Regions from separate parts of the Homo sapiens genome. Here region 1 is linked to region 2. A link is an interaction called in ENCODE POLR2A ChIA-PET data of the cell type or tissue named here. Cell type or tissue: MCF 10A. All regions are shown on one strand. Each heading gives the region's core, and the rest is flanking DNA. Links, peaks and the distances in the headings are about the cores only. Region 1 overlaps MAST4 (microtubule associated serine/threonine kinase family member 4). Region 2 overlaps MAST4 (microtubule associated serine/threonine kinase family member 4).

What was found. ChIA-PET counts read pairs that join two places held together with the same protein. Peaks named below come from ENCODE experiments on the same cell type or tissue, not always from the same donor. Only the 100,000 strongest peaks of a DNase experiment are listed, where the experiment ranks them.
Region 1: POLR2A ChIA-PET joins it to region 2 with 12 read pairs; 5 of 35 experiments call an interaction of 5 or more read pairs at or near these places.

The regions. Positions count from the first base shown.
Region 1 is chr5:67,093,545-67,096,470 of GRCh38, reverse strand. MAST4 (microtubule associated serine/threonine kinase family member 4) reads right to left here. Exons shown (of 29, transcript NM_001164664.2): 7 at 796-874. Among named protein-coding and RNA genes, the nearest start is that of MAST4-AS1, 91 kb to the right of the region's middle. In MCF 10A, for the core only: no CTCF peak of the experiment used is centred there; a DNase peak (open chromatin) is centred at 1,480.
Region 2 is chr5:67,013,618-67,016,543 of GRCh38, reverse strand. The region is part of intron 4 of MAST4 (microtubule associated serine/threonine kinase family member 4); the gene reads right to left. Among named protein-coding and RNA genes, the nearest start is that of MAST4-AS1, 11 kb to the right of the region's middle. RefSeq lists a silencer at 1,229-1,523. In MCF 10A, for the core only: no CTCF peak of the experiment used is centred there; DNase peaks (open chromatin) are centred at 673 and 1,373.

The sequences.
Region 1 (2,926 bases), core at 253-2,752, 80 kb before region 2:
TCCACATTCCTTGCTGGTGCAAAGAGAGCCAGATCACTCCATATATTGAACACCTGCAATCTACTAGGCCCTTCTAAATGACCACCTTGTTTCTATAGCCCTGCAGATACAGTTATCCCACATGATCACTAACATAAACTAAAAAAACATACATCTAACCTACTGAGTTGTTTCCAGTAATTGCTAGGTCTCTTGTTGAAATGTTATAGTTTGGGGCAAGAGTATCCATTTTCCTCTATCCTATTTTCATAATTCCACTATGTCTTTATTTATCTTAACCTTCTTCTAAGTTGTTTTAATTCTTTCTTAAAAGAAAGTTCTTACCTAGAAGGCACAGACAAATTAAGACTTGCCTTTTTTTTTTCTTTGAAGGAGAAAGAAAACAAAACAAAACAAACCTCTATCTAAGCCACATAGGAAGAAAGACCCAGTCTATCGAAGTTCAATGGCATTTTTAGCATAATGTCACTGGCATGGAACCAAAGCAATAAAACTAGATTGTGTTTTTCCCCCCGAACTACACCAAATGTTATTAAAATGAAAGCTTCCAGTTTCCTCCAAACTTGTGATCCTGGAACTTACTCAATTTATGCACTACAGTTTAAAAGCTTGCAGCGAAAGTATGTCCTTTTTATTTTTGTCAGGCCATCATTTGATGTGTCACTTATTCAGAGTGGCAGACATGCAGAATTTATCTTCTCCTCCCTACCAGGAAACACCCAGAGAAAACACTGCCTGTGTAATAGCTCTGTTGTTGTGAGGAAGAGAAAAAAAAAAAAAAAGTCAGGCACTTACAGAGACCGTAGAGCTGGGTGTGTTTGTCCCATAGCCAGAGGAAGGGAGAGAAGCCAACGACCAGCGGCGTCCATCAGTCCTATTGAGAAAGTGAGTTTAGCTTAGGCCAACACTGGCGTACTGTCACATGGGAACCCCAGGGAAACTAAGTATTTTTAGTCAAACAAATGACACAAACATAGTCTGTGAGGATGTGGAAATGTTCAGCAAGGGTCAGGGTAAACAAACATTATACAGTAGGTTGACTTTTATTTAAACTGAATCAATACAACCAAACAAGTAGAAAGGGAATGGGTTGATCCATATTATTGATGTCTCACTAATATACTTTGACAAAATGAATACCAGGGATAATTACAATGGTCAGACTCAGCAGATTCAAATGAATAAGAACAGAAAGGCAGGAGGAAAACACTCTCATCTGGAAGCTGATAACCAGAGCAAATGATCTTTGGAAGGGGCTAACTTCCAGCATGGCACAAGGGCCTGTGGGGACTTTCTTTGCATCCGAAACACTTTCTGCTTATTATTTTCAAGGAACAGTTATACTCATCATGCTTAGGGAAGAAGGGATCATTAGGCTCATGGCTGGCTCAGGCCTGAAGTGTCAAATAACTTTAGCATTAAGTAAGTAACTGACCTTATGCTTAGAATCTCTTAAGAGTTACTGCCTTCGGACATGACCTGGCTTGTTACAGCAAAGCCTCCTGCAGAGTCTTTGAGCATGCAGCCCAGCTCTGGCCAGTCAACAGTGGGGGCAGAGTGAAACCTTCTCCACCAGTGATAGAACTTAATGCAAAGAGTAAAGTTGTTTGCCTCAGCCTTAGAGGCAAAGCTGGCAGGAGCCATGAAAAGGGTGGTTTTATCTTCAAGTGATGATAGAATGGGTGGTTTCTCAGTTGGAGTTTGGCTGTGGATAAGGGTCATTACAAGGGTCTCAGATGAGTGAATGCAGCAGTAGAAACAATACTGCTGCAAAGGGAAGGGGACAACAGAAAGCAAATTTTCTGAAATCTCTGGCATTCCAGAGCTATTACTTTAAACGCAAGACTGTGCCTTAAAAGCCACAGAACATTTTGAATGTTCTATGCAAATTTGTCAAGGGGCAAAAAAAAGGAAAAACACACTTTAAAAAAAGCAACATTGCATTTTTAGGTCAATAAGATTGCAGTGTCATATATGGACATTTTGTAATTCGTGTTATTACGTTTGTTATTATGTTAACTTGCCAAGTGACAAGAGTGGACAAAATTTACCAGGGATACATTCACAATAAATTGAAGTTAGGGAATTCAACAACATTAGGCTTGAATTTGAGAAACGTCACAGTTAGATGTTAACGTAAAAAACTGACATTTTAGCCTAAATTTATATTCGTAGGAAAATAAAATTATAGGCTGCCATGGGTGTAACCTCCAATAAATGCAAATGGTCCACAAAGACAAGACGGAAAAATTCAAGTGGACAAATCACAGAACTACTACAATGTTAAGATTTTAGTAAAATTTACCTGTCATTTCTGTACCATGATTGGAGTACAAATGAATCAAGTATGTTAAAAAAAAGAAGCAAAGTAAGATGTATGTAAATATACCAGATAAAAGAAATTGAGATAAATTATATGTTCTTTTGAAATACTTTTAAACAACTGAAAATGTTAATGATTTAAGAAGAAAGTAATTGTAATAACATGCTTACAAAGATACTTGATTATTAAATGGACACTGGTTGATATTATTTTATTTGGCTACTTATTAAACAGTTAAGAATCCATACCTGCACTATATATTTTAAACACCTCCAATTTGATAAAGTAAGAAAAGGATATGATTTTAAAAGAATTATTCAGTCCCTTTAATAGCAATTATCAGAAACTAGTCTCTGGAAAGAGTGAGGGACACAATTTCTCCCCACCATGATTTTGTTTTGTGATGCATTAACTCTCCTTCCCCTCAGTTATCAATGAACATATTTTAGATGAATGAGCAATTCCAAGAGAAGACATGTTCTTATTAGTTCTGAAGCATAAATTACATTTGCTTGCTCCAGAAAACACACAACTAGAAAGATGTTTAAACGAGAATGTGCTCAGTACTCTGTACAGCCAGGGACCAGAAATAATTTACAACTC
Region 2 (2,926 bases), core at 323-2,822:
ACTTCTATTTTTCACTCTCTTCCCTCAGACAGCAGCAGCATTTTCTGTACCAAAGATCAAAATTATCAGAGCTCTATATTCTACAAATATCTTTTGAATTGCCAAGAGGGTACTGTCCTATAAAATTAAAAAGGTACTAAAATCTTGCTTTACAAATATTATTTTCAGTAATTAGAATGTTGTTGGAGCTGTATTTCTTTTGGCCATAAGATAGTAAAGTTTTTATCCAAATTCACTACTCACTAGTGGTGAGATTTAGGGACAGTTAAGTAATTTCTCTAATCCTCAATTTTTTCATCTGTATAATAAATATAATAACATATTCTTCACAGAATTGTTGTGAGGATTAAATGAGACTATATCAAACTGTCTCCACAGATATCCTCCCCCTCCCTCCTCCTCGGCTGATGTTGGCAGATCTACCAGTTACCGCATGTTACTCTAATTCTTTGTATTACTGTCTAAAGCCCACTAGATTGAGCTACTTGAAGAAAAGGATCATGCTATACATATCTTTGTTTCCCAGGTGATAATCATAGCCCTGGTCACATAAAAGGTACTCAATAAATATTTGGCATACAAATGAAAAAATGACGTGATGTGATAAATCCTCAGACCCTGTTCACAGAAGCCAAACTTAGCCAAACTAGGTTATCAGGTTATCAGGTTTCAGAGAGTGATTCAGCCTCATCCACAAGCTCCCAAAGCAGTAAAAGGGTCACAGAGAGATGCATGACTCATAAATAGCCCCTCCAAGTATTTGTAAATGTAATTAACTTCCCATGTTTCAGAGGTTAATCGTCCAGCTCTTGGTTTCTCTGTCTTTTGGCCGAATTTATAATCACTTGACTCCTCTTTAGTGCTCCTCTTTAGGCAGCCAAAGAAAAGGAACTGAAAGTGGAGATATATAGCCTTCGGGACTCGGAACTACTCCCTCCCAGTCCAATCCCTAAGATAATCTTAAGAAATTCAGTCTAGGACTAGACGGCAAAAACAAAACAGAGCAAAGCACAAACAATTACTTTTGTCTAATAGCCTTAACATATACTTAAGATAAATACACACCTGAGACTTCCCAACAAAATCCATAAATGTTGGGCCATGAATCCCCTCCAAACATGTTAGTTTCTCTATTAAAAAGCTTTGAAATCAAACCTGTTAAGTGGCTGAAGGAACAGCTACAAGCCACTGCCTGCTGGACACACCTATAAGAATGGAAGGTTTGAAAAGCAGGGGTTGTTTCTTCAGCTCCAGGCTGGGCATGCCACTTACATGGGAACTAAAGAACTGGCTTAAAACGAGGACTATAATCTTTCTGGAACAATAGGTCATGACGAGCTTCCTTAATGCCAAAATAAGTGTTTAGAAGTAACTTCTGCTAACTGAAAAAAAGTATAAAGGGCATATATATTTACTCTGGCTGGAATACAACATTTCTGAATATGTTTATCAGTGCCAAGAGTCAGAACCCTTTTCCCTCATGGATTTCCAACCTGGGACCCATTCCATGGAATGTCTCTATATCCGAGAAATGGCATAAAGAAGTTGTATCATATTAATAGCTAACCAGTTCAGTATCTGTTCTCTTTGACCTCTAAATCACCCTAGATCTGATGTGAGAAGGTAGACTAATTGTAAGGTTAAATCTCAAAAGGTAAGAAAAACCACAATTGCTCTTGATTAAAGAGCTTCCTCTACAAGAAGCCATCAAATAATACATAATCACAATGTTATAGAAAAATGAAGTCTACCTGCTAAAATGGCATTTTGGCCATGGCTATGCTGGTAAAATAGCATTAAAAGCAGTAAGATCCAAGAACTGGACTGAAGAGAGCAGGTCTCTGATCTTAAGCCTGGATTCCAATGTTAAGAAAGTCACTATTGATTTTTCACTTTAAAAATCCTTGATTTCAAAGGCTAACCTGCCTGAACTTCACAGGAGAGAAGGCATCTATTGAGAAAGAATGCTACAAATAAGTTTTACAGGCCACACAGTAAAAATACGGCAACTTTTATTCCACGGTTCAAATACGTAACCCCAGACATCAAATCCTAAAACATATAGGAAATTATGATTCATACGCTTAGAGGCTTATTTTGCAGAATCCATAACAAGAACTATTACCTAAAGCACCCAAATTATCCCACATCTGTTTAGCTCCACTGGTCACTAAGGCCATTTGACATCAAAGATGAGAAATCCTTCTGCTTAGGGACCTACTATGGAAATGCGAACTTAAAATCATCCATTCAACTTGCCAAGGCAACTGATGTGCCTATCAATTGTTTTGCCACATGCCTGCCCTTTGCAGTGGTTGAGCAAGCCTAGGTTAATTTTACAATAAACCAGTTTTTGGGTTAGCAAATTACTTGTGTTTATCTGGAAGGGTACTAGGATAGGGAATAGTTAAGTAGATAAAATCAGTCCTTACATGGAAAAAAAAAAAATCTGACATAGCTTCAGTAGCTCCAGTACTTAGTTCCTGATCTAGGTAATCTATTTGGAAAAGTCTTTGATTTTTGTATCAAAAGTCTTGAGATTAGCCAAGTGAAAGTAATATTTTTACAGGAATTATATCTCAAGTTCCAAGATCAACAAGCCACTCAAATCAGACATAAGAAATAACATTACATAATAGCCACTTAATGCCTATTGTTTTACAGTAACAAAGGCTTCATTTACCATATTTCCTCGAGTGCTTTATTCAGCTGGCAGTTTTTCCCATGCCAAACATAATTTTTTCCCTCAACCCCTTCATACATCTATAAAAGTAAAACATTTTATACTTATACTTTTTAAATTATTATAATTCCCAATTTAAATATATCCATCCTATTGCATTTTAGAAAACATTAATGTGAAAGGGGCATAAGTGATTTTTATGTAAGCTATGGATCCAGTGATTTTCTACAGATTTCATAGCTG